5 separate regions of the Mus musculus genome follow, and regions 1, 3, 4 and 5 are each linked to region 2. A link is a contact called in ENCODE POLR2A ChIA-PET data. All regions are on one chromosome and are shown on one strand. The core of a region is the stretch at or near the end of the contact, and the rest is flanking DNA. Distances in the headings are between cores, read along the strand shown.

Region 1 (6,225 bases), core at 2,147-4,646, 230 kb before region 2:
TAGGAGGGTAGCACATGTGGGCGCCAGCTGCTGACAACTCAGCCTCTCTGGGTTCTGTCCATGGCACCAGCAACCCCCGATGCTCTCTCCTCAGGTGTGCTGAATGCAGAACTGTCTTCCATCAGAGCTGCCAGGCTGTGGTGAGGAAGGGCTGTCCCCGATGTGCCCGCCGGCGCAAGTACCAGGAACAGAACGTTGTCAGTTAACCCCGCTGTCCCAACTTTCTGGGGCCATCCATCTGGGTCTGTCATTGGCCTAGGCTTCCTCTTCTCCCTATAAGGAAGACTCTCGGGTGTGCCCAGAGCTCCAGCCTACCGAGAAGGCGCAGGAAGTCCCAGTGATGCCCGAGGCCCCTCACAACCCTTCTGCTCCAAGAGGGGATCCAGCAGGTGCCTCTGCCCAGGGCCTGGCTTCCCCGGCTGTCATGGCTCCTCCGTTAGGGCTGTTCATGTGTACACTGTGGGAACGAAGCCTGGTGAGCATTGCCACCATGCTCCTGAGTAAAGGTCTAGTTTTTTTAAGGCAGGTTTTTTCCCCCTTCATAGTTAAACAGAAAATATTTTTTTATTCTTGACCTACCCAAGTCACCCAAGAAATACAACCCTTCGCCCGACCAGATGGGTGAGAGCAGCCCCAGCCCAGGCAGGCATGGAGCTGGGTGGACAGGCCTCTGCTGGGTTAGCCTATCTGGACTGGGTGCTTTGCCTCTGCCCTTTCTGGCACATACTGCCAAGAGTGCAAGTGTCATGTGCCAAATGGCCTGTCATTGTGAGGCTGGGTTCTGTGGCCACCTTTCCCTCCACTCCTCACGTTCTCACCTGTAAAGCGTCCCTCCCTCTGTTGGAGCTCTTGGCTTACCTAATAGCTGTGAGTACAGCACAGCAGGAGCAGGGGGTGACCAGCACCAGCACTGTCAGCACTTTGAGCCTTCCCTGCTCAGGAAGGCCATGACCTTGCCCACCTCATCCCCATGCCCCCTTACCCTGCAGGGTAGAGTAGGCTAGAAACCAGAGAGCTCCAAGCTCCATCTGTGGAGAGGTGCCATCCTTGGGCTGCAGAGAGAGGAGAATTTGCCCCAAAGCTGCCTGCAGAGCTTCACCACCCTTAGTCTCACAAAGCCTTGAGTTCATAGCATTTCTTGAGTTTTCACCCTGCCCAGCAGGACACTGCAGCACCCAAAGGGCTTCCCAGGAGTAGGGTTGCCCTCAAGAGGCTCTTGGGTCTGATGGCCACATCCTGGAATTGTTTTCAAGTTGATGGTCACAGCCCTGAGGCATGTAGGGGCGTGGGGATGCGCTCTGCTCTGCTCTCCTCTCCTGAACCCCTGAACCCTCTGGCTACCCCAGAGCACTTAGAGCCAGGGGCCTCAGGTGGAATGGAGGGTCTCCCTGGAAATGTGCCTGTCCTGTCTAGAGGAGGTTACCCCACCCTCCCTGAGGTGAATGAGCTGAGTCACCTGAAGCTTGAATTGTGCAATAAAACATAGGAGTAGGAAGGCAGATGGCAGAGGCTGCCAAGAGTTCATCTGTCCGTCATGGAAGACAGCGCTCACCAGTGGTTGAAACACCAAAGCCCCCAGAACCACCCAGTGTATCTCTATCTGCACCCCCGAGCTAGCATTAACACGTCCCCCAAACTACAACCTGATCAGAGCCTCCTTTCCTTGTTTTGGGATCCTGAATGGGCAAGAGTCTGTCCCCTGTGGGCCTGTCACATGAGGGTATTCCAGAACCTGTCTAGGAGATGGAGCCCTCCCAGTGTCTGGGCTGCGAGCATAAGAGCTGGCCCTGTCCTTGACTAAGCGACTGACTGACTGCTCAAGTGAGAGACTTGCCCCCACCAGAAGAGTGCTCACGTGAACCTCAGCAGTGCCCACACTATTGGAAAAAATGCTATTTTATGCAATATTCTGACAAGTGAGCCTTGGCAGTGCAGAGGAGAAACTGCTGCTGTGTGGTATTTGAGTGATTTTGCAGTAAAGAGCTGGCCTTTCTAAGCAGTCTTGTTTCTGAATCTCAATCATTTGGCTCTGGGGAAACACTACCTGGCTCCCCTTAGTCCTATGCACTGAGCATTTCAGGGTCCATGGAGCACACTTGCCTGACCAAGCAGCGAGGGAGAAGAGGTAAGTGAGGGAATGTAGGCTGCGGGCGCAGGTGGGTGCCTTTCTCTCTCTCTCTCTCTCTCTCTCTCTCTCTCTCTCTCTCTCTCTCTCTCTCTCAAACACACACACACACACACACCCTGTAAAAGCAGGACTCTGGGCATGGAGAGAGGCAAACAAGGAAACCGGGCCCTGGCACCTACACTCACGGATTAAAGACTCCAGAGGCCTGTCTACTGCTAGCCTTCCCCAGGAGCTCCAGGAGAAGCCCCCACCCCCACCAAACACCCCCACCCCCCACTGCCCCTGTTAGGACAAAAGAAGGAAACAGATTAATTCCTAGGGAAACCAGGTTGCAGAAAAATGGGACAGAAAAAGACAACATCCAGGGCTTCGTTTCCTGGCCTTGAGCGCCCTCAGCCAGTGGGTGGGTGCTCCTTGGCCATCTTTGAGGCAGGTTCTCAGGGCTCAGAGCAAAGGGAGAGGAACTGGATTTGGAGGTTGGGGGTGGCAGGCCCGGGGGAGGCGCCTGGCACTTGCGCTGCTGCTGCTGCTGTCTTTGGTTGTCTTTCCACCTTCAGCACAGTGCCTCTGAGGGCAGTTTCCCCTTTCCCCTGTCTAGAGGGGGATGGGCAAACTGGAGTTCTCATCCCCAGAAAGTGCCTCCTATAATGAAAGGAACAGGTTAATAAAATACATGCGCTCACCATCGTTGTGTTTAGTGTCTATTTCGTTTAACCGTCCCCACAAGCATGTAATGGGAGTAAATTGAGACTCATGGGTACTCCCATGTCTATACAGGCTAGCTTGTGGCACAGTTGGGCATCAGGTTGCTGTATGGACAAGGACCTGGCTGGCTGGCAGAGTGACTAGGGCAACTAGGAAAGGACAAAGGTAGAGTGGAGGGAAAGAGCTCACCCCTTCATTTTGTGCCTTCCCTAATGGATCCTAAGATACCCACCTCAGTGTGGACTTGTTAGTGGACAAAACTAGTCAAGTCAAAATATGGAAAAAGGAATTGGTGGAGGGCTGTCCAGCTGAACCCTTAGCCCTGCGACACTAGAGGAACATCGGCCTAGTGGGGGTGGGGGGCTCCCTTCTCTGCTCAGCGGCCCCTAATGGAGCATCTAGTTGAACCCCACTCTTTCTTGGAAGCCAGAGAAAATAAAAACTGGGTCTTGCCTTTGTCAGAAGTGTTCACAGGCACACCTCAGAGTGCTAAGGCTGCTTTCCCAAGAGGCAGGTAGTTTCCAAAATGGGAGGATCCCGCAACTGCACTTCGGCCGCCTGCAGAGTGGCCGGTGACTTCCTCCGACAAGGATGAGGGTCAGTGGGAGTCTAATCTGGTCAGAAGCTGAGAGAAACTGCCTCCCCCGCAGATCTCCATCCAGGCCCTGCCACCGCCTCCTCCCCGGAGACAGTCAGGTGTGGCCCAGGATCCTGGGGAAGAGGGGGGAGGGTGGCGTCTCTGCTCCTAGAGCGCTGGCCCGGCCCAGAGGGGACAGGAAGCCAGGACACCGGGGATTGTCTCTTGCAAGCACAGCCCAGTCCCGGCTTGGGAGGAAGTTCTGCCGAGCGCTCTCCGCCGGTTATATTGTTGAACAGGAAACAGGGCATCGCCGGAGCAGGGCTGTGGAGCAGGCAGCTCCGGACGCGGACCCCACGCGCGTCTGCCGGGACAAGTGGAAGCTAGGCCAGCGGGCGAAAGTTCTAAGGTGCCCGGGCCGGGCTGGACTGAGGGGGGAATGGCGTTGGGGAGGATGGCGCTGAGTATTGGGAGGGCGGGAAAGGTGCCCCCAGGTGGCCGTCCCCACCCTAGAGCCCCGCGCACCGCCTGCCCTTCTCGCTGCACTGGGGCTAGAGCAGTGCGAACCTGGAGGAGGGCCCGGAGGCCCAAACCCCGGGGAGGAGCTTTAGGTGTAGGGCTGCCTTCTGTCTGGGGGCGAGAGGTGAACCAGCCGAAGTCCCCCAGTGCTGACTTAGATATTGGTGACGCTATAGCTAGGGACGACCGGGAGCAGAAGATACAGGAGACCTACTGGCTAAGGGCGCCTTCCTCACCGCTCTCGCATCCCTCCCCTTCTCTTCGCTCACCCCAGATAATGGAAGGATCTGAGGCACAGGTCCTCTTGTCACACAACCGGAGACACAGCACTCCCCTGTCTGTGAGCGTCCCTGCAAAGGGACTCTAGTTTTTCCAGGCCCGGACAGGCTGCTCCCAGAGAGAGCCTCAGAGGGCGGAGGTGCTCCCGGAATGGGTAGTGCTCTTAATCTTGCTGTGAAGGGCTCACAGTTCGTGATTCAGGGAGCAAAAGGCCCCGCTCGGAATGTGCATGCCAGGACAAGACAGCCAACTCCGCCGGGCATTCCCAGAGCATCGCGCCCGCGGAACGCCAGGTCCTCTAGGACAACAAACCCCTCTGAGCGTTGAGGGGGTGGGGGGGAGCAGGGCCTACTGACTCTTGGGCTCTGCTCGCCTATCCATCAGCACCCCTTCCACTCAGCCCCTTCCCCATGCCTTTTTTTTTTTTCCTGGAGACCTCAAGGGCTCCAGCACAGACATTATGGCTTCTCCGCATCCTCTCAGACAAGCTGTATTGGGGACTAGGAACAGCCCTACTAAGTGTCGGTCTCCGCCTCTCCTCCCAGTGTCTCCTGTTTCGCGCTGTTTCTTCAGTCTCGGTCCTTGGAAGTCCCTCCCACAGATATGGTAGAGGCCTAGTCTGCTTCCCTCCGTCAGCCCCGCCCATGGGCAGCCTGAGATCCTCCCAGCTAACGTGAGTGCACGGTTGGGGTCCTGGGAAAGGGGGCGTAACCCAAGGGTACACACTTCTAGGATTCTGCTCGGCCAGCTCTGGTCTGCCATTTTACCATCTCTCGGGTCAGGATGCTCAGTGACTAAGTTTACACCCCTTCCATCATCAAGGAACTCTTGAAAAAAGAAATCAGCCTTAGCAAGACGGTGGACACCCCGCTGCTGGTCCCCAGGCCACCTTGTAGGGCAATAAACGGAGTGGTCATTGTAAGGTTTTGGAGTGACCAGTACTTCCGGAGTAGGCCACCTGCTTCACTTTGTTGAAGACACACAGTTGGGATTGTTCACGCGCGCACACACACACACACACACCAGGCACCAGACAAAACTAGCATTGGTGGGGGGGGGGGGGGTCGCGTTATAATGATCACTCCAAAGAGATTTAGAGGACCCTGGTGACACTGTTGCAATGCATTCCCTAGAAGCTACCCCCCCCCCCCCGGACAGGCACTCCTTGTAGGGAAGGACCCCTAGGCAGGTGAAGAGACCAGGAAGCCTCTTAAGAGGCTGCCGAAGAGCTGGCGTGCAGGGGGCGGTGCTGGCCCTAATGGGCGGGCCAGACTTCACGGTTCACGTGTGCGACGAAGCCACTGGGAAAGGGAAGAGAAACCCAGAGAACCGGTTCTCCAACCTTAGCTGTCCAAGCCCCTACGTCAAAATCACCGGATTAAATAAGACAGGGACACTTCTAAGGTAGAACAACTTGGGGGCTGCCCTAGAGCCTGCGCCCCGTCGTTAATCTCGCCCACCTAGAGGGCAAACTCCTAAAGGGAGGGGGTACTTAAGAGCTTTCCACGGATTCCCTGCAGGCTGGAGGCGTCAGGGTGTGGCGAGACGGGGGGCAGAAGAGCGACGGGAAAGGGGCCTTAATTCCCAATTCGCCAACCGGGAAGATGAGGTTCCCCTAACCTTCAGGCAAATGTGCTATCTATCTTGCAGTCACCGCAAATCTTTAAGCCAAGGTTTCCCCCAGAGTAAAGTTGGATTCCTATATCACCCTCAAGTTCTCACCAAGGGATGACAGGGAGACACATATCTCACAATCAACGACACAGAATGGAATCTTAAGCATGGGAACTTTGAAGATGATTTTATCCACGTCCCCATTTCAGAGAAGGAAAAACTGAAGCCCGAATGCAGTGGGCGTGGGCAGGAGCGGGACTCGAACCCTTGTCTTTGAGCCCCGGACTCCATGCTCTTCCCCGCTGCGCAGTCCTGACCTTGGCGGCTCCTTTTCTTGTTGCCTGCAGAAAAGCGCGGTGGTCGCGATGGCGGCGGACGTCGAGGGGGACGTGTACGTGCTGGT
Region 2 (5,530 bases), core at 1,472-3,971:
GACATGGCTTGTGTGTGTGTGTGTATGTGTAGGTCACAGATCACTTGTGGGAGTTGGTTTTTCCTTCCTATTCTATAGATCCTGGAGGTTGAACTCAGGTTGTTGGTCTTGGTACGAGAACTAACTTTACCTGCTGAGCCATCTTGCTGGCCTCTGAGCAGGGGACCTGGGGGGGGGGGTCTGCTTTTGGAGACAAGCTGTTTGTTTTGGGGTCTCACTTGGTAGCCCAGGATAGTCTGGAACCCGTTCTGCAGCCAAGCCTGGTCTCAGCAATGCTGCCACGGTCTCCTGAGTTCTGGGATTACACACATGAAGCATCATGCCGACTGCCTCATTAGGTGTTTCAGAGATCCTAAGGGGATTCCAGGGGTGTGCATGTGTGTGTGTGTGTGTGTGTGTGTGCGTACTTGCGCGCTGTGAGATATTTGCAGTGTCCCTTCACCTGTAGCAGGAAGATCATCAATCAGATCATAAGGAATTGGCCTTGTCTTACTGGTGGTTTAAACAAACTAAGATGGCTCTGCTGCCCACCTACAGACACAACGTACAGGGATCTAAGGATAGCTTATTGTATGTTTCCGGTCATTTTCCTGTTCCCAGTCTTAGTTCCCTAGTGACTCCGGCCTAAAACCAAGCCAGCTCTGTCCCTCTGCTTATTCATTGTCTCCATTTTGAAGCTCTGACCCTCCACCACTATCACTATAAAAGATAAGTTCTGCTCTGTAACCTGCACGAGACATTCACCCTCTCTTGTAGCCTTACTTGACAAACGCCATAAGAAACCCAGACTAGGCTTAAATGGGTTAAAAGCCTCTCTGAGTTAAACACTGTCACACACACACACACACACACACACACACACAATGCCAGCACTCAGGAAGCAAAGGCAAGTATGTCTCTGAGTTACAGGCCAGCCTGGTCTACAAATCGAGTTTCACGGCAGCCAGGGCTGTTACACAGAGAAACGCTGTCAAAAAAACAAAAACAAAAACAAAACCCAGCAAACAACAATAACAGCAAAGGCCTGGGGTGTAGCTCCATGATAAAGCACTTTTCTAGCATTGGCAAGGCCCTGGGTTCAATTCCTAGCATTGTGAAATCAACAACAACAACAACAACAACAACAATAACAACAGAAACCAACTCTCTGATGTTTGGCTCTCTGCTATTTTGGAAGTGTGGTGATGGATAAGGGCCACCGAGAGCCAGCATGGGCTGGGACTCTGTGGGTTCCTGCTGTCAGCCCACATACTAAGTTGCCATTTACTGAGGACTTAGGCGCTTTCTCCCTCTCCTCTGAGGTTTTCCTGCCCTGCCTGTCAACCTGTACACCGAAATCTCTTGTCTTGACTCATTCTTGGTTCTCAGCCCGGAAAAAATAAATTTTTTTTTAAGTGCAAAATCTCTAACCAAGTTATTTGTCCTTGAGGTCACTTGTCATTGAGAGACAAGGTACTGTTATCAGAAGACCCTAAATGTAAGGTGGAATTTTGTTCCTCACAGGCTGCCTGATTCTGGAAAAGGTAGTGCAGCTCTCCAACCTCAGCTTCTGTCCACTGGAAATAACATCTACCTTGAAGGGCTTTTAGGAATTCATGAGCCATCATTGAATCACATTCTGGCCTACTTCCCAGAGCACAGTACAGACTCATTTAAAACACTGGCTTTCTAGCTGGGTGTGGTGGTGCAGGCTGTAATTTTAGCCCTTGGAAGGCTGAAGAAGAACGTTGTTGCAAGTTCGAGGCCAGCTGGGGATACACAGAAAGACACCCCCCCCCACCTCCCCCCTCAAGGTCTCAAACAAACGAAAATAAAATAAAATACTGGTTTTCTAAATCTACCAACCAACCAACAAGACAAAACAACAAAAGCCCTAGGATTTCAGCTATCTGACCCCACGTTTAGGGCTTTCAGGTGGCTGGGAGGGTGGGTACTTACCTTGGCCTCCTCCAGAGCAGCTGGTGACGCTGTGTTGCAGTTGGTATGGTTCACAGTGGCCATCTTCTCCTACTCTTGCAGCAGATGATGTCTTTAACTACTGTCACCTGCTTTGAACAACAACAGAAACCTAAGTCCTTAGGCAGAAGCTGGTTGGTCAGGAATTGTTTTGTCACAGCAGCAGCAGCCATTTTGTGGCCCCAGACCTGCATGGCCTTCACTTTCAAGTGAAGACTCGGAAGGCTGTTTCCATACTCTAGTCTTCACATTGCTAGCCAGCAAGGGACCAAGTGGGAGAGCAGAGGCCCTGGGCCTCTGCTCTCCTAATAAGTAAAGACAGGCTGGCAGTTAGGAGGGTAGGCCTGAGCTCTGTCACCCAGAAAGGACACTGCTTGGGGGATGCTGTGGAGAGGGTGGGTCTGTAGCTCCTGGAAGCCCCTATCTTGACCACCTTCAATCTCTCTAGGTTGGGACCTGGTCAGAGCCTATGGTTGAAGTCTTTTTGTCTACAGGGCCTGGACGGCTTCTCTCCTGTCTCAAGGAACGGGGAGCTAAAGGGAAGAAGTCTTCAAACTACATGCAGCTGACAGAAAGAAGAAGAAAAAAAATTCAATGGGAGTAAAAATGGAGTTCTTGGAGGAGGGAAAAGTCCTGGCAGGGAGATTTAACGAAGGTGGGACTGACCTATTTGCTGTCAAGGGCTTAGTGTACACCACTACCTCTGTGTGTCTTTCTGTGCGACCGCCTGTCCATGAGAGTCTCAACGCCTCTGCCCTATCTCTTGCTGCAGTAGCAGCAGCTCTGGCCAAGCCGCTAAAGCCCTAAGATGGGGGGGGGGGGAGGTGGAGGGGCGAAGAGGACAGCCTGGCAGCGCAATGGCTGCTGGGGGTTGTAGTTCTTCCACCCTAGGAAAGCTGCCCAGGATACTTTCAAGCTCCCATTACGTCAACAACCATGCCCAGGAACGCCAAAAAAAAAAAAAAAAAAAAAAAAAAAAAAAAAAAAAAAAAAAAAAACCTATTTGCCTTTGCGTGAACGTCCCGCGCTCACCGATCTCTTCTTTGATTGGGTCGCTTGTCTGCCAGTCTCCCGACTTTTGTCAACAACTAGCTGTGCGGAAGCACAACTGGACCCGCCCTGTCAGAGCTCAATTAAAGAGTTCATTGATGGCGTTAGGCTTTACCAGGGAGAAATAGAGATCCGGTCGCGGGGGCGGGGCTTGCGCGCGGAGGGATTCCCTAGCCTTGAGGAAGGCGACGAGCAGCTCGGGGGCCGCCGCCGCCGCCGCCATTTTGGGCTGGGAGGAGGCAGCGGAGGGACTCGCTGCGCAGTGAGAGCACCCCATGGGGGGTGGTCCGGGCGCGGGGAGAGGCCGGGCCGAGTGGGCTGCCTGAAGTGGCGGCGCCGGGAGACGGCGGGGAGTTGGGTCGGGGGCTGGGAAGGGTGAAGGTTGGCGTCTCCCCGGCCGAGCCCAGTCCTCAAACCGTCCCGGCAGCCTCTCCGCCTCGCCTTTGAGAGCGGCCTTTTGGGGTAATTACCGCGTATTTCCCGGGATCCCAGCAGAGGAGAGGCCAGTAAGACGGCTTCCCCTCTGCTGTGCTTCCACCGGGACGTGATCCTGAGGCCGAGGTCTGCCCAAGGCCTCTCGTCACCCCCATTCATCCCGGGTATGGCGGCCAGGCCCGGCGTAGCCGGACCCCCATCTGAAGGACGAGGTGGGCGCGACGCCAGTTGGAGACCCTGGCTCGCAGGGACGGGCCGAGGTTGCAACTCTGGCCGCATGCCCTGAGCAGTGCTAGTGAGCTGGAGGCTCCGAGGTTGCCCGGCCGGATTGCACCCGCCTCCCCACCCCCATACACCGTGTCCATCCCACTTCTCAGGGCTGCGAAAAGCAACAACCCTCTAACTTCTATAACAGCCACCAACTCCCCCTGGGACCAACTAGATCTGGGCACGTGGAAAGCTCGAGCTTAGCGCTTGGAAATTTCTGAGCTCTCTTGCCCTCAAGATTTCTCCCATCGAGCCCCGACTCTCCCAATGGCCTGACCTCGAACGTCAGCATCCGCTTTTGGAAACTCCTGAAGTGTGTCGCCCCACTTCAAAATTTCACGCCAAAGGGATGGGGTTATGCCCTTTGAAGGGTTGGGGGAAAGAAAATAATTTCAGTCACTACAGTCCAGTAATAGAAACGGAGTGGCCCATTTCGGGTACTTCAAAAACATCTGCTTGCATTTTGAAATCTGAGCCGTAACTTAGGGGCGAAGAGGCTGTGCTACAAGGGCAAAGGGAGTTAATTCCGATGTGATTTTTTTTTTTTTTTTTTTTGTAAGCCTACACCATGTCCCATTTAAAGTCTTGTTCCACAAACTAAAAAGAGTATTTTCTGTGCCACTGTCTCATTGTTACTGAAGCCATCTCTTCTGTAGATGCAGAAAGTACTTAAGTAGAAATGGCAGTTTTGATCTACTTTATGTGTTATATAGGATATAGGGGAGACCTCGAATAAACTTACAACCTAACATTATAGCACTGCCAGCATTTAAAAGGCTCTCTTACTGAACTTGTTTCTTAAAGATTTCCAGACTACACCTTCAAATGATAGCTTTGTAGTTGAGCTGTCAGTTAAAATTGTGCCCAGGTAAGGCTCTGAAGTAGGTGGTTAACTAGCCATTGATACCTGTGAGTACCTTGTAATGAATTTTACTGCTAGTTATAGATGGTCTTAACTCCTAGGCCCTTGCTTTAACAGTAGGACCCGGGAAAGTTTCTTCAGGGTTGAAGGACTGCCCCTTGTATTAATAAAAAAAACAAAGTCTTTCCAGCTGGATGTGGTGGATCTCTTAAATTTGAGGCCAGCCAGCTCTCCATAGAGAGTTTCAGGCCAGCCAGGGCTACTAGTGAAACTTGAATAGTCCTAAATGGGGTGAGAGCTTCCTAGCTATAACTAATTTTTCCCTCCATACCTCATGGTTTGAAGAAAAATTTTAAAGTCTACTGTGCAAACAAAACAACAAACAGAAATACCTGCTCACTATTGACTGGTTTGGGTTTTTTTTGAGACTTCTTACTCTACCCTAGGCAGAGTAATCCTTCTGCCTCAACCACGTGTTAGATTTACAGGTATGAGCTAGTATATCAACTTGTTTTTTTCCTTTGAGACAGGGTTCGGATAGCCCAGACTGACCTTAAACTCGTTCTGTAGTTTAAGCTGGCATTGAACTTCCTTCCTCCGCCTCCTAAGTCCTTGGATTGTAGGCAGGTACCACCAAACCCAATATTATTTATTTACTTCCTTTGTGTTTACATATGCATACATGTGGAGGTCAGAATTTGTAAGTCTGTTCTCTTACCACCTGGGTGTCCGGGGATAAACGTCCTGTTGTCAGGCTTGGTAGCAAGTGCCTTTACACAATGAGCCATCTGGCTGTTCTCCTAATGGGGTTATTGTTGTTATGTTTGCTCTCACCCATGACCTGGAACTATCTGCTTGAGCCCCTCAAGTGTTCTCAGGTGTATACCATTGCATTCAGTCATGACTAAGATTAATTTAGACAGGGTCTACTGTAGTTCTTGCTAGCCTTGAAAACTCTCT
Region 3 (5,817 bases), core at 2,704-5,203, 180 kb before region 2:
TAAGCTCTTTACCGACTCCCAGGGGTAAGCTTCAGGGCTGTCAAACACAGCAAAGAAAGGTAGGTGGCACTGAAAGATAAATGTAGGATGTCTTACAGCAGAGTCCACACCCTGGGCCCTGGGACCCACATGATCTCAGCAGCCAGGAAGAGTCAGGGATGTCTGCTCTGAGGCTGTGGATGTAGGCATGGGAACAGGAGTCACTAAGAAGTACTGTCCTATGGGCAGCTGGAGGCATGGGTTGACTATCATGGAGACTGGAGGTCCAGCCACATGCCCAGGAAGCTCCTACTCCTGGTTGGAGGAGGGAGCAAGAAGAGAGAAGCACTCCTGGGTAGATAGGTTTTTGCAAGGATGCTAGCCAGCAGCAGGAACTGTGGCCACCTCAGGCCCTAGGAAATGAAACTCCTTCAAGGTCTCCTTTGTTATTTGAGGCTGGCTGTCAGTAACTCCCCTACAAAAGAGCAGGCTGGGTGAAACTGGCTTGGGGGATGTGGCAGAGAAGAGAGCTTTCTGGTGACCCTGTGTGGGGGATTCCCAGGGAGGAGGCCAAGCACTCACAGGCCTTCTCCTTTAGCTCCGCCTCTGATGCGAGAGTGAGGGACTTGGTGGGAAGTCAGGCCTGAGTTTTGGTGGCAACACCACCAGGAAAGATCTGTGTGACCTACTTCCCTCTTTAGTGACGTTTCCTCGTCCATCAAATGTCAAGTCGGTTGATCTTCTTGGTCCTCTCCAACCCTGACGTCACCAGAGATCAGTCTCTCTGAACCCTCCTACCTCCAGACTGCAGGTAGGAGGAACACCTAGTCAGGCTGTTCAACAGACCCCACCTCCAAGTGACCTCTCTTTAGCTCCACCAGCCACCCAGCTCGCTGACTGGCAGAGTGGGCGTCGGTACCACTGTTGAGTCTTGCTCCCTCGCACCCCGCCCCCTCCAGGCTACTCCTAGCCAGGGTATCCTTCCCAAGATTCCTCTCTGATTGGGAGCAGCAGTGGGAAGGAGAAAATGGGAAAGTACAAGCCACTACCCCTCCGACCAGTGCGGGGACCCACGGTAAACCATTGTCGTTGCATTTGAGAGTCCTTGGAGCTTGTTACAATAGTTACTAATCATTGTGGGACTTTAATAGTCTGCTTCCTTGCCAGACTGGAAGTACCAATGAAGACTGGCACCAGGGCTGGTTCACTGCTGTGTCCCCAAGGCTTCCAACTGTGACTTGCAAATAGGAGGTGTAAATGTCAATAAGTAACTGTTAAAGAAATTAATGAATAACCACCCTGAAGCACTGAAGAGGGTTACACACACATACACACACACACACACACATACACACACACACACACACACACACACACACATACACACACACACACACACACATACACACACACACACACACACACACATACACACACACACACACACACACACACACACATACACACACACACACACACACACACACACACACACACACACACGCTATGATAAGAAGCTTGCCACACCACTGGGCATCATCATTATTGTCAGTGGAAACTGAACCAGGGCTTCATGAATAGTACAGGCTCTAATACTGAGCTAGCCCCCCCCCCAGCCCCTCAACATTTATTATTTACACACCAGCTAATGTATCATGGGGATCAATCCCATGGCATGATAAATTTGCCAAGCTTAGCAAAAGACAAATTCAGAATGCCTGGCTAAAAATTTTTTCCCCAGAGATTCCCTATATTTACTACCAAACTAACCCATTAGTGTATATGTAAGAAAAAGAAAAAATGATATTCCCAACTAAACATGCCCAACAACTGCAGACAGTATAGACATTTCAGCGCGATATGGTAACACTGATTATTGATCAAGAATAATTTTGAATTTCAGTTAAATGATGAGCAGGCTTTCTTTTGTTTTGTTTTTAATATAGCCACGTTCCATGCAATAGGTACATGTGCTATATTTGGTAGCCCTGGACCAAGCCACATTCTCTAACTCATACCACCCCTACGACAGAGGACTCACTATTTATTATTACTCCTCTTTACATATGAGGGTCCAGGCACAGATGAGTAACCTGCCCAAAGTCACACAGCTTAAAGGTTACCAAACCAAGGCTAGACCCTGAGAAGTGAAAGGCCTACTTTATATGTTTTGCAGCACTAAGTATTGAACCAACAGTCCGTGAGTGCCAGAGCTCTTCCTCTGCCACTCTGTCTGGGTTCACTTTGAGGTCTCAAGTGTCCCAAGCTGGCCTCAAAATCACTGTGTAGTAGAGCAGGACTTTGAACCCGTGATCCCCTTGCTTCAGCCTTCCCCATCGCTGGGGTTACAACCTAACACCTCAACACACAGTTCCAGTTCTTCCTTTACTTTTGAGTCAGAGTCTCACTAAGTCACCCGATCAGGCCTTGAATTTACACAGCTCTCACGTCAAAGAAAGTAAGTGACAGTTCTTGAGTTAAATATGCATGGCCAGCAAGACACAGTCCACTGTGGAAGTGGTGATGTGTGTGTGGGGGGGGGGGGGGAGGGGTTATTCGTTACAAGGCAAAGAAAGTTGTATTTACCAAAAACCTTGGTGGAACCACAGGTAGGTATGGCCAGCAAGTGGGGAAACGCCCCTATAGATGGTGTCTGAGGACATTGTTAATACGATCTTGAGCTTCCCTCCAGTCAGCGTCCATAAATGCAGGCGCAGGGCTGGGCTCTGGAACCCCGTGGGAAATATCACCAGACAAATAGAATAATATTTGAGGGGGTCCAGAAGAAGGACTTGGGAGGAGAGACATGGTGGGGTTTGGGGGGGAAGGGCCAGAATCTTACAGCATCTCTAATTCCAAATCCTGAAACCAGGTGTATTTTGAAAGGCAGAACTCCCCAGATTTTATTTAAAAACAAAACAAAACAACAAAAAAAACCTTTAGAGTTGGGGGCATGACTCAATAAAGCGTTTGGTGTGGAAGCATGGAACCTTAGTCGGACCTCAAGATCTCCTGCACAGAACGCCAAGTTCAGTGACCCGATTCTAACCTGGAGCGTGGGACACAAAGGGCTCCCTGAGATAAGAAGAATCCCAGGATTGTCTGGTCAGCAAGTCTAGCCTAATCTGCCAGTCTCAGGTCTCACGGATAGATAGACCCTGCCTCAAAAACAAAATAAATAGTGGCTCGAAGAACAACCCTGCCCTACATACTTATGTAGACACGTACACATGGACATAAACTGAAAGCCAGAAAGCAAAGCAGTTCTCAACTTCTTGAGGCAGAAGGATAGCCTGAGTTACAAAGTAAGCCACTGGGGGTGGGAGGGGGAGGAGGAGGAGGAGGAAAGGAAGGAAGGGAGGGAGGGAGGGAGGGAGGGAGGGAGGGAGGGAGGAAGGAAGGAAGGAAGGAAGGAAGGAAGGAAGAAAGAAAGAAAGAAAGAAAGAAAGAAAGAAAGAAAGAAAGAAAGAAAGAAAGAAAGAAAGAAAGAAAGAAAGAAGAAGAAAGGAAGAGTCTGTGGACCCTGAACTTTCCACGGCCGAGATGGCCACATCTGTTGTATATTACATAGAGCCTTGGGGGTGTTGACTGCTCCAGTCTGCAGTCTAGCATGGATCTGTCTCTGAAGTAAATCTCTTCAACATTCTCATTAACTGGGGAAATTTGGATCATATCTGGGCCCCTCCCTGCCCCTCAGATAGCTCTCGTCAAGACTCAAACATCCTAAATTCCTTCATGGGTTCTGGATCGGAATTCCAAGCATGAAGCAGTGCCCAGAAGGAGGCTAGCTGCAAGCAGAGGTGGCGGCTAAGGGGTTTCCAGAGAGGAAAAGCAGCAGCCACCAGCCCGCAGGACGGACGTGGCGGGGCGAGCTGCACCCCCATCCACTGAGCGGGCGTTCCTAGGCTGCCTGCGCCCTGAGTCACCGGCCCGCGGCGGAGTGGAGCTCAGGAAGGTGGCGGGCCAAGGGCAGAGGGTGGGCGGCGGGCGGCAGGCGGCGGGTGGCAGGCGAGGGCACAGCCGAGGACAGCTCCGCATGACTCAGGGAGACCCCCGCGGGCAGCTGAGCATGCTGAGGAAACACACCGCCTATGTCCCAGCTCCTAGGGGAACGCCTCTCTGAGGCCAAGAGCTCTTCAGCAGCCTCCAAAGGGGACCACAGGAAAGAATGGCACACATTCGTTTCTGTGTATTCTGTGCCATCCTTTTCGATGTTTTGTTCTTAAGATGGGCTCACTTTGTAGAGCAGGCTGACCTTGAATGTCTGGTTCTCCTCTAGCCTCGACCTCCCATATGCTGGAATTACAGGCATGCACCTGGTTTAATTTTAATTTGTCTTTTACATAATACATCCATGCTTGGAAAATGTTGCACCCCTGTGTGTGAAAGCTTTGTAGCACTAGGGCAGGATAAAGGAAGGCATGAACAGGACATGGAGTGTAGACAAGCAGTATCAGCATTAAGTCTGGAGGATGAGAGAGCAATGTCTCAGGCCTGTAATCTCAGCACTGGGCAAAATAATTGCTACAGGTTCCAAGCCAGCCTGGACTCCACAGTGGGTTCCAGACTTGGTATCCAGAGTGAGATCCTCTCTCAAAATACATGGATGGATGGATGGATGGATGGACAGACGGATGAACAGACGGACGGACGGACGGACAGACGGATGGATGGATGGATGGATGGATGGGTGGATGGATGGATGGACGGGTGGACGGATGGACAGACGGACGGACGGAGGGATGGATGGATAGATGGATGGATAGATGGATGGATGGATAGATGGATGGATGGACGGATGGATGGGAAGGCAAGCTGGAGATGAGTAAGAATAGGTACGTGTAGGAATGCCACGGTGGAATACGTCACTTCATATGCTCTTAAGTATCAATTCAGTGGGGCAGGAGAGATGGCTCAGCAGTTGAGAGCGCTCGCTGCTCCTGTGGAGGACCCAGGTTCAGCTCCCAGCAATCACATGGACTCCTAGGCATCCGAAGTCATCTTCTGGGTGGGAGATACCCATACGTACATGGTGCTTATAAACTCACACAGGCTTACAGACATACAAACAAATAAGTTAATTAATTAATTAATGTTAAGAATTAATCTGGGGGCTGGAGAGATGGCTCAGCGGCTAGGAGCACTGACTGCTCTCCCAGAGGTCCTGAGTTCAATTCCTAGCAACCACCTGGTGGCTCACAACCATCTGTAATGGGATCCAATGGCCTTTTCTGGTGTGTCTGAAGACAATTATAGTGTACTCATATACATAAAGTAAATAAGTAAACCTAAAAATAATGAATTAATTCAAAAATTAAAGAAGGCTGTTTTGAAATGTTTTAATATGAATAAAAATCGAAGGTCTGCCCCCCCCCACACACACAAGACAGCATCTCCGTTCTTCTTACATGAGGCACACAGAGTGACCTTGTTCGCAGAGACCCAAGATAGAATGGTGGTCGCCAGCATAATCATCTAGCATGCAGTGTGTCAATGCAGCATTGAAAATGGATGGTGATAACAGTAGTGAGGGGGTGTTCGTGTGTGTGGGCACACACACACACACACACACAAACACACACACACGAGGGAGGAAGAGAGAATAGGGGTTAATTTAATAGCACCAACTGGGACTGGAGAGATGGCTCAGTGACTAAAAGCACTGACTGCCCTTCCGAAGGTCCTGAGTTAAAAAAAAAAATCCCAGCAACCACATGGTGGCTCACAACCATCCATAATGAGATCTGATGCCCTCTTGTTGTGTGTTTGAAAACAGCTACAATGTACCCATATATATATAATAAATAAATAAATGTTTAATAGCACCAACTGTACACA
Region 4 (5,992 bases), core at 3,288-5,787, 130 kb before region 2:
AAAAGCTCCCTGAGGGCAGGGGACTGGCTGTTTCCAGCCTGACCCTGGTGTGCTCAGCACACCACATTGTGCAGTCCAGGGAGACAGGAACTGAGACAAGGGTATTTAATGGGAGCCAGATTAGCGGGTGTTCACAGAGAGGGGAGGTAGGCAGAGCCATCCTGCATGGAGAGCGTGTGAATGGCAGACACTGGGAAACAGGAGACAGGAGAGCCAGGAGGTATTGTTTAGCCGGTTAGTCATTTTTAGGCTGGGAGCTTGGTTGCATTTATGGGTTGAAAGGAAGACGCTAAAGAAGCAAGATATTTTATGGTGGGTGATGCTAAGGACTGGCTGTGGAATAATATGACATAAATGACTTCCCATGAGGATTAATGCCACCAGAAGGGTCAGGGGTAGTATGGAAAAAATAATTTTTTGAGGCAGCATTTCATGTTCCCCAGTCTGGCCTTGATCCCCCCATAGAGCCAAGGATGCGACCTTGAATTTCTGATCTGCTTGCCTCTACTTCCTGAGTGCTGAGATTGTGGGCACTAAGTGCTGTCACTCCCAATTTACGTGGTACTGGTGCTGGTGATTGAGCCCGGCGGTTCTCAGACACCGGGCTAGCCCTCTACCAACCAAATCACATCTTCAGATGCTACGGAAACTGGGGGTAGAGAAGTGAGCTAGAAGGTGAAAACTAATCGAGAATGGAGAAGAACAGGTGTCAAGTCCAGGCTCCGGCCGATGGCACCAAAGTCAAGGAGGCGGGGTCTCAGGAAGGTATGTCCAGGTCTGATCTTGGTAAAGTCATCTTTGCCCAGTGCCCTATTTGGACGGCTCCACCGTTTGCCAAGGCTGGAACCTCTTCTTCCTCTCATCTTGACACTTCTCCTCTCTCCTCCCAGCTCCGTAGTTTATGTGGTGGTCCCTTCCATCACCCCAGCATGTGATAAGACGGGCCAGCAGGCAGAGGCCAGCAGGAGCATGCTGGGAAATGTTTAACAACTAGTTTTGATGGGGCGGTGTGTGTGTGTTTGGGGGGGAGGGGTACTCAGGTTTATGCTATTTGCTTAATCCCCATTCAAGCTGCCAACATGAGGTCACAATCATCCCTCTATCTATGTATCTACTTCCTCCACTGCTTCCCATGCCCCACCTAGATGTCTGGGGCAGGTCCACGGCGGGGGGGGGGGGGACGGGGGACACAGCAGCATTAGCATCATGACTGCAGCTCAGGCAGGTCCCTAGTGGGAGGAAGCATACCTTCTCCTCCAGGAATGTCTGCCCCTAGGCCTAGGTCCTCTCTCCTGTCATCCTCACACCAGCCCTCCCCTGAACTCAGGATTTCACAGGAATGTGGGCCCGAGATCCACAGGCGCTCACATGCCTCAACCAACACCTTCTCACTAGATATGGCCACATGCCCTTAAACATCCTATAAGGGCAGGGCTTCTAGTAGATTGTCCAATATACAGTGTCATCCTGAGTTAATTCAAGGGCGGTTCTGCACTGGACATACTTAGTGTCTAGCTCGAGTGTTCTTGTTTGTTGGCTGATTGAAGATAGGGTCTTAGGTAGCCCAGGCTAGCCTCAAACTCACTCTGTAGGTAAAGATGGCATTGAACTCCTGATCCTCCTGCTTCCACTTCTGGGGTGCTGGGATTACAGGCATGTGCCACTGTATCCAGCAGATTTCTGTCCTTAATCTCTTAAGAGCCAGAAGCTGAGGAACGAGAGCAAAGGGTAATAATGACGCATGGGTGTGAGGAGGCTGTGATGCAACCCACTCTTTTGCATGATGACATTAAGAATTCATTTTTTTACAAAGAGAAATGTAAACAAACAAGAACAGATGCTGAGCTGGCCATAGTACATGTCTACAATCCCCAGACTGGAGAAGTGATGGCTGGAAGACGTGAGGGGGCAGCCTGGGCTAAGTAGGGAATTATAGGCCATAGACACCTTACTTAGGAACAAATAGGGAATTATAGACCTTACCTAAAAAAATAACAACAATAATAAATAAGGAAGTATAGGCTACAGAGACCTTACTTAGAAAAGGAAGAAAAATAAAAATGATCAGACTGTAGCTCCATAGGAGATTACTTGCTTGGGATATGCAAGGCCCTGGAATTGGATCTTCAGGTCTACAAAACAAACAGACCCTGCTGTTGTCTTTTGTTTTTTGTTTTTTCAGATTGGCATAGTCTTACTCTCGTGTTTCCAAACCTGAAATAGATGGGTCTGTGAAACCCCCTGAGTACTGAGAGGCCAGCACTGCCCCAGGTATGAGTCACCCTGCAAATGTCAATTATTTTATTTAAAGCTGAGCTGAAGTTGCACAAGTGACTCAAGGGCTCAAAGCCTGCCCAGACTGTCGTGTCTTAGAGCAGGAGGAAGTCAATTTTGCCCAAAGCTCTCCTAGTGGGTGGGTATTTCGAGAGAGGAGAGGGATGTCTGTGTTCCACCTCACCCTCTGGAGAGAGACAGGAGAAAAGTCGCTGAAACCAAGAAGCAAGCGCTGCTTTTCCCTAATACTTTTCTTGCTAATGAGTCTATTGGTTTGTCCCCTGACCACCCCCCCCAACACACCTGCAAGCTGACCCTTCTGCAGACCTTTGAGTCAACATAAGAATTGAGTCTGTTCTCACTAACACATCCTATTGAGTGTAGGCTTAAAGAGCAACCATCCCAATGGACTAGACAACACACAAAAGGGACCCAGGGCCAGAGACTCTGGTTGTCAAAAAAAAAAAAGGAGGGGTGAGAAGGAGATGGCAAAAGTGAGCTAGCCCTGCAGGGAGCGTCTGCAGATTCTGGGCCTGTTGCCCACATCTTTCCTGAGAAGTGCTTTGCCCAGCGGCAAACAGGTGGTGGGAGGGAAAGACAGACACCCAAGAGACCTGATACCAACCTGTACATCTGGCCCAGCTCTGCCTCTCTCTCTGAGTCAGAGATGCCAAGCCCTAGGGGTGAGAGGAGCGTTTTTTAGAGGCCCCCAGCCCTTTTTATTTTCTTGCCTTACCATCTCTCAGCTGGCCACTAGCAAGATATGTCCCAGAAACTGACATATAGGTTCTGCATATACTGAAGTATAGGCTCAGTGCAAGTCACAGCCAGAAAGGCTTCCAGGGACAACTCTTGACACGGTTGACACTAACGTAACAATGGACTATGGGCAACTGCAGGCTTTGCTCTAACATATTTCTGGCCCAGGGGAGAGGGGTGAGTCTCTCAGGTTCTCATCTAGTTGGCTTTGTTTCCACATAGAAGTCAGGCTATGCAGCTCAGACTAGCTTCAAACTTGTCATCCTCCTGCCTCAGCCTCCTGAATGCAGGCCAGGTTGTGGGGTTTCCACATTGTCTAAATGAATGGCCTTTCTCGGTGTCCAACAACAGATGTCGGCTTGAACTTGTCTCCAGAAAGAAGCTAGGTCTGCAAAGTGGTCACAAGCAGACAGTGGTCTGGCCCTGGCTCAAACCTTTCCAGACAGGCCGTTCCTTATTTCTCAAACCAGCCAAGAATATGGCTGCCACTCCCACCATACCACCAGTCCCTGCATCTGCAGTTAGGATTCCTTGCAGAGTCTCTAAGGTCGCAGCGCATCTTTTATTCTGGAAACATTTTTTTAAAAAACACATATTTGTAATTTCTTATTACCAGTAAACAGAAGCTTGTGGTACAGTAGGAAGCCCATTAGCAAAGTTAGAAAAGAAAAAAAAAATCCATAAATTCCCTACACTCTTTCCCGGCCCCATAAAAAGGGCACTGTAGAGAGCACGTTTTCAAAGACCAAGTCTTCCTGACTCTGTAGTTTAGAATGGATCCCGTGCTCAGCACACACACCATGAAGCTTCTCGGGGTGGAAGGAGACTGTACCACATCTGCACACTCCCTTAGAGCGTTTCAACACCCGGTCTGTCCTACATAGGCCTTTGGCTCCCCACACTTCTCGAGGGTAGGCAGAGCAACCTCATCTCCACACACTTTACAGAACCGGGCTCACTCTACGTGCTCCATAAAAATGTTTCTGGCCCCACCAGGCCCCCACGAAGCAGCCTCGCCCTCAAGCAGAAAGCAGAGAAACCCAAGACCTCAGAGCGAGAGCGCCCCGCCGTCTCCAAGGTAACCAAAGCCGAAGCCGGGAATGCCCACGCATGCGTACAGTCGCCCTTCCTTCCCGTAACCTCAAAAAGAATGCAGCCCGTAAGATTTGCCAGAAGGCGAGAGCGCATGTGTAGTTCAACCAACACCCTGGCCTCCTTCGCCTACAGACCGCCCATCCACCCAGCCTTCGGCGCTGGATACCCTGGCCGGAAACAGTGCCCATTTTGGGGAGGCCTCGCTAGCCAATCGCTGCTGAGGAGTGGCCGGCAGGCCGACCGGATCAAGGCGTTTTATTGGCTAACTTATAGGAATGGGTGGGATCAAGGGTCGCGGTGCGGCCAAAGAAAGGAGGCGGGAAGCTAGCAAAGTCGCAGCCACGGGGGGAGGCGTGGCCCGGGGCGGGGATAGGCACGGGGGCGTGGTCGAGGAGGGGCAGCAGGGGCCCGGAGCGATCGCTGGCCAGCGAAGCGCCACACTCGCTTGTTTGAGGACAACGGCGCTCCGCCGGTAGGTGACTGGGCAGAACCCCGAGTCCTAAAGCGGGACGCCGAGGGAGCGGGCGGGGAAGGGGCGCCTCCCAGGCGGGGACTGGGTTGCAGCCGGGCTGTCCACGAGGGATGGCTGGGAGGGGTGGCCGGGTGACTACGGTCTAACCCGCTCGCACGCTCAGCGCCATCAGCGCCACGCTCGAAACGCCGTGCTCGCCTAGAACCTCCAGGCCGCGCACCCACGGGTCACACGCTTGCCCGGAACGCGCGCGGGTACTGTCTGCTTCCCTTTCCCCAACATCCGTGCCATCGAGTTCAGCCGCCCTACTGGCAGACCTGGCTCCTAAGTGTCCCCCAAGAGAAGGTGATCGCTCCACTGCCCTAGCAGTGACATGAGCAGCCTTTCCCTTTGAACTGCTTGGGATCACTTGTTCTGAGAGGATCACTGCTCTGGGCACTCAGTAGAGCAATGCTAGTCGCTGATGGTGCTGTCCTCCCTCCTCGATGGTCCTTACCCTTCTCTAATTCTGTGTTCTACTCGGAACTTTTGGAATCTGTTTATATGTACTAGTCCCGTCCTGGAAGCTCTTCCCGGCTCTGGCAACTTTCAGCCACCTGTCACCAAGTGAAAAGAAACATTTGTCTGAGGCAGAGATTCCCACCTGCTTTGGAACCTCATCATGTTCATTAACTTCAGACCTCCCCCCCTCCACTCCCCACCCCCCAGTTGAGATTAAAAGATGGCTGACAGCCCTAAAGGATGGATAGGGGTGTGCATGGGCTGTCAAGTGGATGAGTGGAGAAAAGTTTCAAATATCAGTGTCTTAATGACATGTTGTTGTTGTTGTTGTTGTTGTTAATTGGAGACAATGAACACTAATGACTGGATTAAGGGCGCTAAAAGAATGAACTGAACGAGGAGTGGCACCATGACCAGTGGACTTCGGAACACTGGCGAGTATCTAGAAACATAGTCTCTCTGAAAGATTAGAGGATTGTTTCCTAACTTCAGTTCTGCAGGGTTTTGCTTAGTAACTTTCCCATTTAGTGGTAGGTGTGGTCAGATGCATAGACTGTTGTCCAGTTGGTAAGCGAAGTACCTGAACCAGGTGTGAGGGATGATATGCCTCGTCTGTGGCCTCAGAGCCATGAGTGAGGGTGAGTTCTCCAGATCCCTGAATAAGAACAGCATAACCTAACTTTGATAGAGAAAGGGGGGGGGGTTGGGGTGATCTTTTTGCTGTTAATGTGAGAGGATGCTTTGAAGACTCTTGACTTGCTTATGATGTATGTGTGTATTTCCTCTTGTATTTAAAGTGATGTCAAAGGCAATTCCTTTGGATGGATGCCAGCTTTATGAGTTTTTCAGACGCCCTTAAGACATCTTGAAAACTAGGCATGGTGGCACACA
Region 5 (6,023 bases), core at 2,981-5,480, 210 kb after region 2:
CTTAAAGCCCACACCCACTCCAACAGGGCCACACCTCCTAATAGTGCCACACCTTGGGCCAAACATTTTGAAACCATTACATTCCACTCCCTGACCCCCATAGATTTGTTCACATGCACGGGAGCCATAACTAGCCATAGAATAATGCTAACTTCAAACATCCCCATAGTCTATAACAGTCTCAATAATGTTAGAAGCCCAAAGTTCAAAGTCTCTTCTGAAATTCATCCAATCACTTAACTATAATCCCCAAAGCAAGACAGGAAACCAGCTAGCAAACTCCAAACTCTGCATCTCCGTGACTGATGTCAAAGTGGTCTTCAGATCTCCAACTCCTTGTTCATCTTTGTTGACTACAACAAAGTTCTTTCTCCTGTGCTGGTTCCACTCCCTGTTAGCAGCTTTCCTCAGCAAGTATCCCATGGCTCCAGCATCTTTAATATCTTTGGGTCTCCAAGGCAACTTCAACTTCATAGCTTCTTGCTCCAGTGTCATGATTTTCTGGGCTCCTCCAAAGGGCTGCTGTCATTTCTCCAGCCCTGCCCTCTGTGGCACTCTACACTCAGGTTGATCCATCCACTGCTGCTGCTGTTTTTGGTGATCATCCCATGGTACTGGCATCTCCAATACACTGGGGTCTTCCACTGCAATTAGGCGTCACCAATAGGCTCTCATAGGGTCGCTTCATGGTGCCAAGCCTCAACTTCTTTGCATGACCCTTTTAGTCTGGGCCTTCATCTACAACTGAGGCTGCATCTTCACCAGTGGTCTTCGATGGCCTCTCACAGTGCTGACCCCTTCATGCCTTCAAAACCAGTACCACCTGGGTGATTCTTACATTACCCAGCTGCAGCATGAGGACCTTAGCTATCTCTAGAATGCAGCTTCTTTATGTTCTCAGAAAACAATTCCCAGAATTCACCTCAGTGATGCTGGTCTTTTCTTATTCACTGATAATTTCTTTAAATGTTTTTTTAAGATTTATGTATTTATTTATTATATGTAAGTACACTGTAGCTGTCTTCAGACACTCCAGAAGAGGGAGTCAGATCTCGTTATGGATGGTTGTGAGCCACCATGTGGTTGCTGGGATTTGAACTCCAGACCTTCAGAAGAGCAGTCGGGTGCTCTTACCCACTGAGCCATCTCACCAGCCCCCTCATTGATAATTTCTTAGCTCCAGCTAACTAGCATCAATTGTCCCAGTAGTCTCCTTCTCCTCTTGACTCTAAAGCCAGAGTCAAATGGCTGAACCTGCTAAGTTCTGCTGCTTGCTGGGGCTGGAAAATGGCCCCCTTGTTTTATTATATTATTACCAGCTTTCTGTTTTCAACAAATTTATTCTCTTCCTAAGCTTGGTTATCCTGGAACTTGCTCTGTAGACTGACTTTGAACTCAGAGATTTGCATGCTTGTTTCCTAAGCATGGGATTAAAGGTGTGGTTCACCATGCCTGAATTTTAAGTTTTTTTCTATTTGGAACTTGCTCTGTACCAGGGTGGCTTTAAACTTAGAAATCTGCTTGTCTTTGCCCCTCCTGGCTTGTACTACCATGCCTGAAACCGAATTTAGCTGGGTGGGATTTCAAGCCAAGTTCACCACTCCCTTAATTCGATTTAATATCCTTGAACACAGGATTCAGCTTCATTTCACTTCCTGGTGCCCCTTTAATACCACATATTTTATACCTTTCCTTTCTAAGCTTGCTATGCTTGTTCAAAATGTTCTTCATGAGACTTAACCAAAGAACAAAGTCCCCACTGGGCTTTTTGAGACTTACTTTGTCAATGCAATTAATATAAATCTCTTTACCTTAGCCTCACCATAGACTCTTCAGACAAGGGCAAAAGCGGCCACATTCTTCACCAAAATATCACAGAAATAGTCTCTAGGCCACACACTGAAATTCTTCTCCACTGAAACCTCTTAGGCCAGGTCTACACAGTTCAAATCACTCTCAGCAACAAAGTCTCCCATATTCCTACTAGGATAGCCCATTAAGCACCACTTTAAGCATTCCACTGATGTCCAAATCCAAAGTCCACATTCTTACAAACAAAAGCATGGTCAGGCCTATCTCAGCAGTACCGAGTATGGTTCCTCATACCAACTTCTGTCTTAGGGTTTTACTGCTGTGAACAGACCCCATGACCAAGGCAACTCTTTTTTTTTTTAATTTATTTATTATATGTGAGTACACTGTAGCTGTCTTCAGACACTCCAGAAGAGGGCATCAGATTTCATAACAGATGGTTGTGAGCCACCATGTGGTTGCTGAGATTTGAACTCAGGACCTTCAGAAGAGCAGTCGGTGCTCTTAACCTCTGAGCCATCTCACCAACCCCCCTTTTTTTGTGGTTTTTCGAGACAGGGTTTCTCTGGCTGTCCTGGAACTCACTCTGTAGACCAGGCTGGCCTCGAACTCAGGAATCCGCCTCTGCCTCCCAAGTGCTGGGATTAAAGGCATGTGCCGCCACGCCCGGCTCCAAGGCAACTCTTATAAGGACAATATTTACTTGGGGCTGGCTTACAGGTTCAGAGGTTCAGTCCATTATCCTCAAGGTGGGAGCATGACAGCATCTAGGCAGGCACGCCTCAGGAGGAGCTGAGAGTTCTACCTTTTCATCTGAAGGTGGCTAGGAGAATACTGACTTCCAGGAAGCTAGGACATGGGTCTTAAACCCAGGCCCACAGTGACACATTTACTCCAAGGCCACACCTTCAAATAGTGCCACTCCCTGGACCAAATATATTCAACTCACTATACCCAGCATGTTTTAACTATACCCTGTATCATCTTATGTTATTATTAGTTATTAATTCTCTTCTCCCCCACCTCTGTCCCTTTTCAGGAACTCCCTATAGTTCAGGCTGATCTAGTATTTACCATGTACATGAAGCTGGCTTTGAACTTGTAACATTTTCCCTCTCCTGCCTTGGCATGTATCACAATCCCCACCTGTGATAAATATCTAAGTTTTTCCTATAGACTGGGAGCTCTGTATATCACATATCACTGTAACCTCTGAACCTGTCATAACAATCGTTGAATGAATCTGAGAACACCTAGTGCCATTTTATTGAACATCTACAAGGTGCGTTATTCACATTACGTTTTTTTTTTTTTTTTTAATTTTTACTTATGGGGATTTAGCTCAGTGGTAAAGAAAAGGCCTTGGGGGCTAGAGAGATGGCTCAGCGGTTAAGAGCACTGACTGCTCTTCCAGAGGTCCTGAGTTCAATTCCCAGCAACCACATAGTAGCTCACGACCATCTGTAATGCTCTCTTATGGTGTGTCTGAAGAGAGCAACAGTGTACTCATATACATTAAAAAATAAATAAATAAAATGAAAGACCAAGCAAACTTCACTCACTCAAAAGAAAAGGCCTTGGGTTTGGTTCTCAGCTTGGGGTGTGTGTGTGTGTGGGGACGTTTAGGGCGCAAAAAAACAAAACAAAACAAAAACAAAAACAAAAAAACCAGATTTACAGTAAGCGAGGAGGGAACTTCTTTACCAGGAAGCTATCATTAAACAACTGTTCCTTTTGGAGACGGAGAAGGCAAGAGTATTCAGTGTTCTTGTATCTTTGTACTAACCCTAACTTCATGTAATTTTGTTGTTTTTGTCCTCACTAAACTAAGTGTGGTGAATAAATAATTTGAGTCAAGTTATCCAGTATTAAATGACTCTACTAGCTTGTTCACAGTTGTGGTGAAAGAAACCCTACAGTAACCTTTACATGCCCCAGACTTGCTCACAACGCCACCATGAGGACAGTTTACTTGAGAGAGAGATCGAGTAAAGTTCTCATGTAGCTCAGGCTGGCCTGGAACGCTCTACCTGGAGGGTGGCTGGTTTCGAACTCAAATAGATCCGCCAGCCTTTGCCTTCTGCGTGATGGGATTAAAGGCACGAGCCACTCTGAATTGGAGGGTGCCTATTTAAGCCACAAAAGCAGGTTTTAAATTCTGTCGAATGTGTGGTCGCTGTAACCGCTGCTGAACTCAGCCCACAGACCACAGAGACGGGGCAGGCCCCCTGGTTACACTGCTAGAGACTCGATTCTGGTGGCAATTCCGCTCCGTCCGGTTTGATTTGGCCAAAGAAACCCAAGGCGCGCAAGAGAACTAGTGCGCAAGCGCACCCCCGGCTGTCTTTGTTACTTAGGAAACAGCCAATCAGCGAGCCGGGCGGTGACCAATGAGAAGCGCGGATGAGCGGACCGGCTAGTTTGAACGCGCCGCGCCGGAAGAAGGTTGGTTCGGTGGAATCGGGTGTGGGGGAGCTCTCTCCTGAATCCGAGGGCTCCTGTCCGAGGCGGAGGGACGCGTAAGCGACCCCCGACACCAGCACCGGGAACCGACGAGAGGTAGGCTTTGGTCGACGGTGGGGCGGCCCCGCGGGCTCGGTGCAGAGCTGTCGTTTGCGCGGGCTCGCTGCAGTTGTCTGGAACCCGAATCAGCACTTGTTTGGGCAGGTCAGGGACGAGTAGGAGGGCACTTCCTTTACACCGAGAATGCAGCCGATCGTGATCTCTGCGTCCCACGGTCCGGGGCCCATATTAAGTCCTCTCATGTATACCCGGTCCTTTGAAAGGTGCACCCGGCTCCGTAGCAGCTACCCCTCCTCGTGTGGGAGGTGGAATTGGGTCTTTCTACAGGTCAGAATTGGAGATCTGGGACGCCCGGCAGGAGAGAATGGGAGAACCACTCCGCTCCTCTTGTCAGAGCTGATTACGCGGCTGTGTGTGTACCGAGGGAGGCAGCTTGGTTACTGGGACACTCCTAAACACTGGCGAGCATGAAAGAAAACCAGGCCTCTATTAGTACCAGGATGATCGAGTCTTTTAGCCTTGGACATTTGAGCTACTGTGACAAGTACAAGGTAGAGCCTGTTTTGTGCCAAAGAACTTAAAATACTGGTTTGTGTTGGTTTTGGTGGTTCAGTGCATCATAGGGAAATGATGTATCATATAACTTTACCAGCGGTGTCTAATATTTGTTGGGCACTTAAAAACCGAATGCCATTCAAGCTTAACACAAACCTGGTGAGACAGATAATTAAAAAATATTACAATTTGCATGTTGAGAAACGGAGGCACAGAGTGTAGTTAAGCTTGACTTGGGAGGACATATATAATTTTACTTTTGTGGATGAGCTTTTTGTTGTTAACAGCGCTTCCTTCAATGTCCCTATCCTATTTCTTCCATGCCTATTTCATTATGGAACCATGCCCTCTGCCAGTCAGGATTTTAAGGCATCTCATTCTCCATTACTTTGTTTTTATCTAATTTCGCTCCATTTGTACCTTTTTTTCTCTCATGGTCTAGAGATCAAACCTAGCCCTAATACCTTTTTTTTAAAAAAAAGTATAGAAGCATCATATTATTAGAGACATTTGCAAAGCTTTTCTCTTATCTAGTGACACAGCAACTGAAATTATCATAATATTGTATAAACTATATTCTCTCTCCACAAACAGTTAAGTTATAAATACAAACTAGGCATAGTAAAATAATCCCAGCCCCTGAGAGAGAGGCAGAGGAGAAGAGTCTCTGAGTTTAAGGCCAGTTGTATTGAGACTCTTTCAAAACACCACACACACACACACACACACACACACACACACACAAATACAAATGAAAAATTGAATTCACACTTGGGAATTTAAAACAAAAATACACTGAAGTCAGTTAAATAGATCATAATTATAGTTAAAAGAGAGCTGGCATGGGGTTAGGGGTGTGAGCTAGTGGCAAATGCTTCCCTGGTATGCACTGAGGCCTGAGTTTAGTTCTCAGCACCCTCACCACGGTCCTCCCAAAATAGAAGCTATAGAAATTTTTAGTTGGTGTGAGGTCAATGAGGTGATTAAATTAGCTTAAAATTTACCTTCACACAAATGAAAACAAACAAACAAACACTCAATTCCCAGATATTTACAGTCAATTAGAAAAGCAAACCTTTTCTTTCCATCTTAAGAGTCTAGATTTTATTTTGAACGCGATTAAAATTACAAGT

What was found. ChIA-PET counts read pairs that join two places held with the same protein, here RNA polymerase II (POLR2A).
Region 1: POLR2A ChIA-PET joins it to region 2 with 5 read pairs in embryonic stem cell. The contact joins the promoter of Arhgap27 here to the promoter of Hexim2 in region 2. POLR2A ChIA-PET finds 5 or more read pairs at or near these places in 2 of 5 experiments (Patski and embryonic stem cell).
Region 3: POLR2A ChIA-PET joins it to region 2 with 16 read pairs in Patski. The contact joins the enhancer-like site here to the promoter of Hexim2 in region 2. POLR2A ChIA-PET finds 5 or more read pairs at or near these places in 3 of 5 experiments (Patski and embryonic stem cell).
Region 4: POLR2A ChIA-PET joins it to region 2 with 11 read pairs in embryonic stem cell. The contact joins the promoter of Map3k14 here to the promoter of Hexim2 in region 2. POLR2A ChIA-PET finds 5 or more read pairs at or near these places in 3 of 5 experiments (Patski and embryonic stem cell).
Region 5: POLR2A ChIA-PET joins it to region 2 with 18 read pairs in embryonic stem cell. The contact joins the promoter of Kif18b here to the promoter of Hexim2 in region 2. POLR2A ChIA-PET finds 5 or more read pairs at or near these places in 4 of 5 experiments (Patski and embryonic stem cell).

Annotation. Positions count from the first base shown.
Region 1 is chr11:103,360,863-103,367,087 of GRCm38, reverse strand. Arhgap27 (Rho GTPase activating protein 27) reads left to right here and starts at 3,396. Exons shown (of 18, transcript NM_001205236.1): 1 at 3,396-3,819; 2 at 4,754-4,881; 3 at 6,170-6,225. The coding sequence starts at 6,188. Plekhm1 (pleckstrin homology domain containing, family M (with RUN domain) member 1) reads left to right here. Exons shown (of 12, transcript NM_183034.2): 12 at 95-2,813. The coding sequence ends at 206.
Region 2 is chr11:103,130,550-103,136,079 of GRCm38, reverse strand. It overlaps Hexim2 (hexamethylene bis-acetamide inducible 2), which reads right to left and starts at 2,721. Exons shown (of 3, transcript NM_027658.2): 1 at 2,623-2,721; 2 at 1,939-2,045. The coding sequence starts at 2,001.
Region 3 is chr11:103,310,297-103,316,113 of GRCm38, reverse strand. No RefSeq gene overlaps it. Among named protein-coding and RNA genes, the nearest start is that of Arhgap27os3, 32 kb to the left of the region's middle. Within about 2 kb of position 3,953, at least 3 of the 3 ENCODE cell types and tissues checked have a DNase peak (open chromatin) inside an H3K27ac peak, as active enhancers do.
Region 4 is chr11:103,265,946-103,271,937 of GRCm38, reverse strand. Map3k14 (mitogen-activated protein kinase kinase kinase 14) reads left to right here and starts at 4,537. Exons shown (of 16, transcript NM_016896.3): 1 at 4,537-4,600.
Region 5 is chr11:102,923,331-102,929,353 of GRCm38, reverse strand. It overlaps Kif18b (kinesin family member 18B), which reads left to right and starts at 4,230. Exons shown (of 16, transcript NM_197959.2): 1 at 4,230-4,371.